3 separate regions of the Homo sapiens genome follow, and regions 1 and 2 are each linked to region 3. Evidence: chromatin contacts called from ENCODE Hi-C or POLR2A ChIA-PET data. All regions are on one chromosome and are shown on one strand. Each heading gives the region's core, a stretch centred on a gene start or an enhancer-like site at or near the end of the contact. The rest is flanking DNA. Distances are from core to core; before and after follow the strand shown. Region 1 holds the start of KIAA0319L (KIAA0319 like). Region 2 holds the start of ZMYM6 (zinc finger MYM-type containing 6). Region 3 overlaps ZMYM4 (zinc finger MYM-type containing 4).

Evidence for each region. Hi-C counts contacts between places; a loop is a spot of excess contacts on that map. ChIA-PET counts read pairs that join two places held with the same protein, here RNA polymerase II (POLR2A). Pooled maps may share reads with other maps.
Region 1: a loop to region 3 is called in a pooled map, with 2.2 times the contacts of the local background. The contact joins the promoter of KIAA0319L here to the enhancer-like site in region 3. A Hi-C loop is called at or near these places in 1 of 168 maps with a recorded cell type or tissue (endothelial cell of umbilical vein) and 8 of 50 pooled maps.
Region 2: a map of heart left ventricle shows a loop between it and region 3 (2.8-fold over the local background). The contact joins the promoter of ZMYM6 here to the enhancer-like site in region 3. A Hi-C loop is called at or near these places in 2 of 168 maps with a recorded cell type or tissue (heart left ventricle and naive thymus-derived CD4-positive, alpha-beta T cell), 5 of 37 single-sample maps with no recorded cell type and 14 of 50 pooled maps. POLR2A ChIA-PET finds 5 or more read pairs at or near these places in 4 of 52 experiments (A549, K562, PC-9 and 1 more).

What each region holds. Positions count from the first base shown.
Region 1 is chr1:35,556,133-35,558,832 of GRCh38, reverse strand. It overlaps KIAA0319L (KIAA0319 like), which reads left to right and starts at 1,430. Exons shown (of 21, transcript NM_024874.5): 1 at 1,430-1,626. NCDN (neurochondrin) reads right to left here and starts at 1,034. Exons shown (of 7, transcript NM_014284.3): 1 at 610-1,034. The coding sequence starts at 642. RefSeq lists silencers at 206-415, 1,487-1,626, 1,637-1,736 and enhancers at 1,197-1,256, 546-1,272, 1,273-2,000.
Region 2 is chr1:35,030,548-35,033,247 of GRCh38, reverse strand. It overlaps ZMYM6 (zinc finger MYM-type containing 6), which reads left to right and starts at 1,303. Exons shown (of 16, transcript NM_007167.4): 1 at 1,303-1,433; 2 at 2,535-2,700. The coding sequence starts at 2,609. It overlaps LOC124903990 (a long non-coding RNA gene), which reads right to left and starts at 528. Exons shown (of 2, transcript XR_007065739.1): 1 at 91-528. RefSeq lists enhancers at 1,114-1,293, 950-1,474, 1,475-2,001 and a silencer at 1,464-1,583.
Region 3 is chr1:35,297,376-35,300,186 of GRCh38, reverse strand. The region is part of intron 1 of ZMYM4 (zinc finger MYM-type containing 4); the gene reads right to left. Among named protein-coding and RNA genes, the nearest start is that of ZMYM4, 30 kb to the right of the region's middle. Within about 2 kb of position 1,531, at least 2 of the 41 ENCODE cell types and tissues checked have a DNase peak (open chromatin) inside an H3K27ac peak, as active enhancers do.

The sequences.
Region 1 (2,700 bases), core at 181-2,680, 260 kb before region 3:
CTCTCCTCACCAGTCTCCTGGGGGTGGGCGGGAGCTGGCCCCACTGCTCAGCTGTCCCCCTGGCACCGGAGGCTGGGTTTTATCTCCCTCCACAGGGACACAGAGGGAGTGAGTGGTGAGGACAGACAGGGAGAAATGGAGACATACATGGGTGAAGTTCGATTATCCGGACTCAGGCTGACATGGGAGAAAAGGACACCCCAGGCTTCCTTTCCCCTCCCTTCTTCAGAGGCAGAGATACGCTTCAGAAGTGAGAATACAAGACGCTCAACAGGGAAGGCTTGGAGGCCCCTTTGGGGACCCCACCCCTCCAGCCAGGGCTCTCAGTCGCCCCCGCAGGCTCCTTGCCTCCTCTCCTTTCCCTCCCTCGGGTAGAGGCTGCAGCAGCAGCAGCAGCGGCGGCGGCAGCAGCAGAATTAACCCCTTGCGCTCCCTCTTCTCGCCCTCCCCGTCCCGCTACCAGCCTGTGGATGCCGGCAGGGGCTGGAGAAGCAAGAGGGGGTCCCGGATAGTTCCCAGGACAACGGAGAATCCAAAAGCCGGATAATCGAAGCAGGGCTGCTGAGATGGGGAGATGAGAAGGGGAGGAGGGTTCCTGGCGGTCACCACCTGTCCCGCCGCAGCCAGGTCACAACACGACATTGATGAAGTCACGACAGGGCGGCGATGAGATCACACTTCACGATGGCGCGGTGATGTCACGGAGAGATCACGTCAAAATCACGACATGGGAGACAGCCCCCAAAGATGACAGGGCAAATTAAAAAAAAAAAAGATATATATTGAAAAGGGCTGTGACAAAATGGAGTCTCGACAGGGCACGATGGTGTCGCGATATGGCGCGATGGAGTCGCGATAGGGTCCCCGGGGTGTGTCGGCATCGATCAGCGCCGGCTCGGAGAGGCCCCGGCTGGGATGCAGGGGAGGGCCCGAAGGGGGCTGAGCTCACCAGGCTGCGGCCCCGAGCGGCGAAGTCTTCTCCCAGCGCGATGCTCCGGGAGCCTCGGGCCGCTGCTCACGCCGCGTTGCCCACTCCTGGCTCCAGGCTGCTGCAGCTCCACCCCCACCCCCGCACCGCTCTTGACGAATCCGCGGCTGCTTCACTCCGGGCTCTGGCCAATGGCAAGTCAGGGTGCTAAGCAGTAGGGGGTGCCGCCGTTGCCGCCATCTTGCTTGTGGGTATTGCCCGAGTCTGGGGGCTGGGGCTCGAGCGAAGGAGGCAAGGTGCAGACTGCCTCTGGAGAGCGGGCGGCGAGAGGCTGGGGGCCCAGATTCCTTCGCTTGTGCGTAGTTTTACCCGCCCAGCACTGCCCCTCCTCCCCCTTGGTCTCGCGGCCGGCATTGCCCTTCCCGGGGGAGGGGCGGGAGGGCTTGGTTAGCATGGAGAGTGTGTTTCCGGGTCGGTCCCGGGGAGGTGGGAGGAGGCGGTGTTTCCGGCCGCCGTCGCTGTCCAGGGAGGCTGAGGCGAGAGGTAGCTGTCCGGGTGGGGAGCCCGCACTACCTTCTTCCTCTTCCTCCTCCTCCTCCGGGTGAGGGGAGCGAAGGTTGGGGGTCCCCGAGCCCATGGACCAGGAGGAGGCGGAGGCCGCCGAGAGCCGGGGCCCCGCTATGTGGCCCTGAGCCCCGGTAGGTGGCCGGGGGCGGCTGGCTGCCAGGCCGAGGACCATGGGCTCAGGGGAGGGGCAAGCGGGACGGGCGATGTCAGCGGCTGCGCTGGCCGGATGTTGGGTCCGGAGGTGGCGCCCCTGGCTCGGCCAGGGCAGCCAGCTGCTTCTGTCCTTGCAGGTGCGCAGCTTGGGTCCCAGGCTGAACCCCGCTTCTCTCGGGCCTGGGCCTAGTCATGCAGCTCCCTCCATCCCCTGAGAGCCAGGCAGACAGCCGGGGTTCGGGGCGCTGCCGTCCTTCTTCCACCTTCGACCTCTGCAGCCTAGTCTTTAGTTGCTGTCTCTGATGTTTGGTCTCTCCACCGAGATAGAAAGTTGGTGCAGAATGAAGAGGGGATGGGGTTGAGCACGATGTGTCCATTATAATGTGAAACCTGCCTCATCCACGATTTTGAAAATTATGCCCCACAGAGGGTCCTGTAGTGGCTGCAGTGAGCACAAAGGTGAAATGAAGGAAGTCAAAATTGATAACCTCTGGCGGGATTCCAGGAACTCTTTGGCTTCTGGTCTCATAGTGGTTGTGTCCAACTGACAGTAGTTGCAGTTAGTGAAGAGCATTAGCTGACTCTCCTTGTGCTCTCTCCTGTGATTAACAGACTGAAAACTAGGAACAAATTGGAAAGACGACCTCCCAGAACAATCTGTTCATTTTTCCAGCTATTTGGAAAACAGTGTCTGCAAATATAAGCAAAGCTATTCATGGCAGTCTGTTCTGTAACTTTCCCAAATATCTGAGACTTTTTAAAAAAGAGCTTTATTCTCGATTACTCATACCAACTGAATAGATTGTTTCAGACGTGCTCCATCGTTGTTCAAACATATCTTATCGCTGTGTACATAAATGGAGTTCCACGTATGTAGTTGACAGACTGAACTGTGATACATCCCCCATCAACCTGAAGTATTAAGTAAACATTACCCCCTGCTCTGTCTGAACAGCTGCTGCAACAGAGAGTGCTTTTATTTTGGGTGTACTTGTAACGCCCTAAATGCCAGAACTATTGTGAGCTTCTCTAGATTTTCATTTGTCAAGTAT
Region 2 (2,700 bases), core at 54-2,553, 270 kb after region 3:
TTAAATAAAACTTGTAGGCCATTGTTTCGGGCTAAGCTCCTGCAGTAGGTCTCAATGAACCAGACTAAAAATCAAAATGGAGTCACTCACACTGAGGTTCCATGTCATCAAATGGAAACTACGTTGTTATTTGAAGTTCTGAAAAGTCAGGAAAAAGAGATAATAAGAGTCTAATTTCCCCTGAGTGCCAGTTTCAATTAGCATAATAATGAAATTTCTTCTGCTTTAATCGTTACCAAAAAAAGATAAACTGAAGTTACCTGATGTTAACCAATCAGTTATTTCTCTATTGTTTTGTTTCTTGGTTCTGCTTTACAAGGAAATTAACTTATTTATTTATTTTTTGGAAAGTTACTTTGAAATGAACCAATCTGTTTTTTGTTCTTTACTTCTGCTTTCTCCAGCCCTTCTCTGTCTATAAAACCTACCTCTTCTGCTCAGCTCATTGGAACACTTGTTCTATTTTATGGAATGAAGTGCTGCCAGATTCTAGAATCACAAATAAAGCTAATTGAGATATTTAAATTAAATTTGTTGTAATTTTGTCTTTTAACATCACCAATGACAAGAATGTTCACAGAAGCATTATTCCTAATAGCCACAAATTGGAAACAACTCAAATGTCCATCAGTAGTAGATGATTAAAATTGTATCATATTCATAAAATAGAATACTATACAGCAGTCAAAATGAATGAACAGTCACAAATCATACACGTATCTGTGAAACAATGTTGAATTAAAAAAACCAAATCTCAATTTTGAGCAAGTTTTTTCATTTATATCTCAAGAGATTAAAAAATTATACCTCTTAGGGTTAAATGGTGAGGATTAAGTGGGATGGTGCATGTGAAGTGCTCAGCAAGCCAAGTATTATTTAATATCATGCTCTCTCAGTAGGCCACCTTTCAGGAAATGGGCACTAAAGGATGCTACAGATTAGCTAGGTGTGGTGGCACGTGCCTGTAAGCCCAGCTACTCGGGAGGCTGAGGCAGGAGAATCGCTTCAACCCAGGAGGCGGAGGTTGCAGTTAGCCGAGATTGTGCCACTGCACCCCAGCCTGGGCAACACAGTGATACTCTGTCTCCAAAAAAAAAAAAAAAAAAAAAAAAAAAAAAAAAAAAAAAAAAGAATGCTATAGAGCACTTACAGCGCCTTCTAACGCCATCTCCACCTTTTCACTATTGAGCCTCGGTCTCTTTAAGAAGTGAACCATAATTGAGGAAAGAGGAATGCTGGGAAGTTCTACTCAGCTCAGGTCCGGAGCCTGACGGGAAAAGAGGGCGGAGACCAAGGCTGCGCAGGCGTGGTTGGCCGGTCGTTGCGTTGGGATGGATCAGGCGGAATTCCAGAAGAGAAAATAATCCCTGTCTAGATGCAGAGGACTTGGTTCCTATTCCAGTGCTCCTCCGGTAGCAGGGAGGCGACAGAAGGTGGGTGCGGCCGCAGTGGTAGTGGGCGGGACGGCGGGGCGGAGGCCACACCACGTGACGAGGCGTTGCGGCGGGGGCGGTGCCAGGTGGGCTACGCGGCTGGGGCGGCTGCGGATATCGCCTTAGGGACGCGTTGACATTCACTGGCTAGTCCACCGCTCTCAGTCGGAGACCACATTGCCTCGTTAGTCCTCAATGATGGGAGTGGGAATTCTTGGTGGGAAGGAGAATTTCGGAAAGCGTGCGGTTCTCAGAGGAGGGATGAGCGCCCGTAGATATTTTGTGGCGAGTGCGCAAAAGTTCTCATTTCTTCTTTGGAACAGGCTTTTCAACCAGTTGTCCGTTTCCATCCCGGACTATTCGGATAAAGACAACTTTGAAGAGCTTTTTGTTTTAGGTTTAATTCGTCCCGTTTAGTTCTTTGACTTTTAGGGGAAGGGAATTTACTGAATGGCCAATTGAGTTTCTTTTCTACAGGAAGGCGATTGTGAAGCGGGGCTCTGAGGGGCTTGATGCCCCCCACCCCTCACACGGAGACCTTGAAAGAGGCAGGTGACTCACTTTCAGTAAGGGCGTTCCTGTTGTTCGCCTGCGATGGATGGCATCTTGAGCTCACATCTAGCGTTAGGCCGAGAAATGGGGCCCTTAGGGAGGCTTCCAGTGAAGGTTGAGTTATAGGTCAGGGCCGGGAGGTTGTTGTGCCCCTCTTTGAGAAATAAAAGCCGACGTGGGCCTCTAAGTACTGATTCTTATGGGGTCAGAAACTATTTCTTGAGTCCGTTCTTCTCAGAGTTTATTACTTCCTCCCACGTCTTGGTCTGCTGGTCTAATTCCCTTCAATAACCTTCAACATAGGAAAAAACCAGAGTGTGTTGTGTGTCTTTAAAGATATTAGAGAAGTGGGAGCTGTTGCCCCAAAACTGTTTTCTTATGTAGCTACTGAAGGAACAGAAAGCAGGAAGAAAGAAAAAAGTTAGTTGTGGCCCCAGAAGAGTTGTTTTTCAAATGCCGAGCCGTGAAGCCTCATGCACTCAACACAAAGTTTTTCTTTCATATAGATAAGCCTGAAGAAAAAAGAATAAGCCTGAGTATGTATTTTAGGTGTCCAACTATCCATTACCAAGAAGAAATCTATTCGTTTGAGCCTGAGACACTCTTTGAGGTAAAAAATTAGAATGAAAGAACCTTTGGATGGTGAATGTGGCAAAGCAGTGGTACCACAGCAGGAGCTTCTGGACAAAATTAAAGAAGAACCAGACAATGCTCA
Region 3 (2,811 bases), core at 282-2,781:
CACACCTAAGTAACAGAAGGGCTGGAGGCTACTCCCTTTGCAAACCCCACTCTTTTTCTATGTGGCAGATGGAAAATTGAAAGAATCTCTGTTGCCGGGCATAGTGGCTCATGCCTGTAATCCCAGCACTTTGGGAGGCCAAGGTGGGCGGATCACGAGGTCAGGAGATCGAGACCATCCTGGCGAACACTGTGAAAACCCGTCTCTACTAAAAATACAAGAAAAATAGCCAGGCGTGGTGGCAGGCGCCTGTAGTCCCAGCTACTCTGTAGGCTGCGGCAGGAGAATGGCATGAACCCAGGGCACGGAGCTTGCAGTGAGCCGAGATGGCACCATTGCACTCCAGCCTGGGCAACAGAGCAAGACTCTGTCTCATAAAAAAAAAAAAAGAAAAGAAAGAAAGAAAGAATCTCTGTTGGTTGCTTTCTGCAACCAATCAGATGTTTGCATAAGAGTGTAACTTTGTAACTTCACTTTAGCCTTTGATTGGTTGCTTTCTGCAACTTACCAGGCAACTATTCAGACTGATTCCTGGCTAAGTCTTTGTTTGCACAGAAGTATAACTTTGTAACTTCACTTTAGCCTTTGATTGGTTGCTTTCCACAACCAGAGGTTTGCATAGGGTATAACTTTTGTAACTTAACTTCAGCCTCTCATTGGGGGCCACTACTTCATTTACAAAGGGTGTACACCAAGTAACCAATGGGAAACCTCTAAAGAGGATTTAAACCCCAGAAAATTCTGTAATGGCACCCTTGAGCCCCTATGCTCCAACCAGCTCCCACACTGTGAAGTTTACTTTCATTGTCAATAATCTCTGCTTTTTTTTTGCTTCATTCTTTTCCCGCTTTGTTTGTGTGTTTTGTCCAATTCTTTGTTCAAGACGCCAAGAACCTGAACACCTTCCATTGGTAACAATGCAATCCAGAAGGTATAGGAGCAACATCTTTAAAGTACTGAAAGTAAAGGAAAATGTCAATCTAGAATTCAAAATCCTGCAAAAATATCTCTCAAAACTACACCAGGTGTGGTGGTGCATACCTGTAATCCCAGCTACTCAAGAGACTGGGGCAGGAGGATCACCTGAGCTCAAGAATTTGAGTTCAGCCTGGGCCACATGGCAAGACTCTGTTTCTTAAAAAAAAAAAAAAAAAACTTTCAAAACTGAAGGCAAAATAAATACTTGTTCAGAAACAGAGAATTCATCACTACCAGACCAGTCTACAAGAGGTATTAAAGGAAAGTCCCTCAGCAGAAGGAAAATGACACCATATGAAAACAAGCATCTACCCTAAGTAAAGAGTATGGCAATGTAACTATGTGGGTTCTCACCAGTTACAAATGGATTGCCTCTCAACTCCAAACCCACTCTTCTCTGCCCTGCTTTACATAATGGAGATGGACCCTGCAAAACTTTCTCCTTTGCCAGCTGGCACAATGTTAACCTTTGTCAGTAGATGGCACTGGAGGAATACTCTAGAAGGAAGGGGCTTCTCTTCCTGTTAACACTGTTCTCTAGCCGGCTTGCTCCAGTGGAGGTGTTGTGCAGGACTCCAAATGGCCCTCCCAGAGACCAACTCCCCAGCAAGTCTCAGTGACACAGGCACACACGCATGAGTAGTTTCCTGACAAGTTTTGTCAGCACTCCAGAAAGCACCTACCCTGCAAGTTTCAGCAGCACCCCTATGGGAGACAGACTTCCCAGAGAATTTTGCCAGTGTCCCAGCCTATCTTCTTAGCCAGATTCAGCAAGGGGCTTCCTAGTGACTTTTTTTTGAGACACAGTATCCTCTGTTGCCCAGGCTGGAGTGCAGTGGTACAAACACAGTGAGTGCACTGCAGCCTTGATCTCCTGGCCTCAAGCAATCCTTCCACCTCAGCCTCTCAAGTAGCTGGGACCATAGGTGCACACCAGTATGTCCAGCTAATATTTTTATTTTTCGTAGAGATGAGGGACTCACCATCCTACTGACTTTTATTGGCACCCCAGGGGGGCATTTTTTAATTGCCAGCAAAAGCCTGCCCCACCTCAGATGTTTCCAGCATCCAGTGGACCACACCTTCTCCAACAAGATCTGAATCTCAGCCTTGAAGCTGGTGGGCTGGCCATCATCCAGATTTATTCCATCCTTGTTAACTTTGCCTCAGACCTAGAGGCAGTGGCCGCTCCCTCTACTGTTATTCTGTATCTTTAGCATTCTCTTTAAGCCTTAGAGTTAATTCCCCATTAATGGTAAATAATTCTTTATGTTAAACTTTCCATATTCAAATTACTGTGTGGTTTCTGTCCTCTGATACAGGACTGGTAGTGGCAGTGGTCATAGGAGACAGGCACACAAAAATGGGATTCAGAATTGCTTTTCGTTGTGTCCTTAGGCTTGAGTATAGGGCTCAAGCAGGAACTAGTTTGGTAATAATCCCACATATGCAGGGGCATCACAGTTAATCAGGCTATCACCTGTGGTTGGTGATGATGAAATGCCAACTAAAGCAAGTACCTTGGGAACCCAAATGGCTGTTGCACTTAACTAGTAAAGCAGTAATGATGGCTACAAAGTCTGTTATGTGAGATGAATTCTCTAAGTGCTCTTCTGCATTTCTGATGAAAATAACAAGTTCAGGTCCGTTAAGTCAGCTCAAGTCACAGTCAGAGAAAGAGAGACCTTTCAAGATAACCTTAAAAATATATATACATTTTTTTTTTTTTTGTGACAAGCACCCAGGCTGGAGTGCAGTGGCGTGACCTCGGCTCACTGCAACCTCAGCTCACAGCAACCTCTGCCTCCCAGGCTCAAACCATCCTCCCATCTC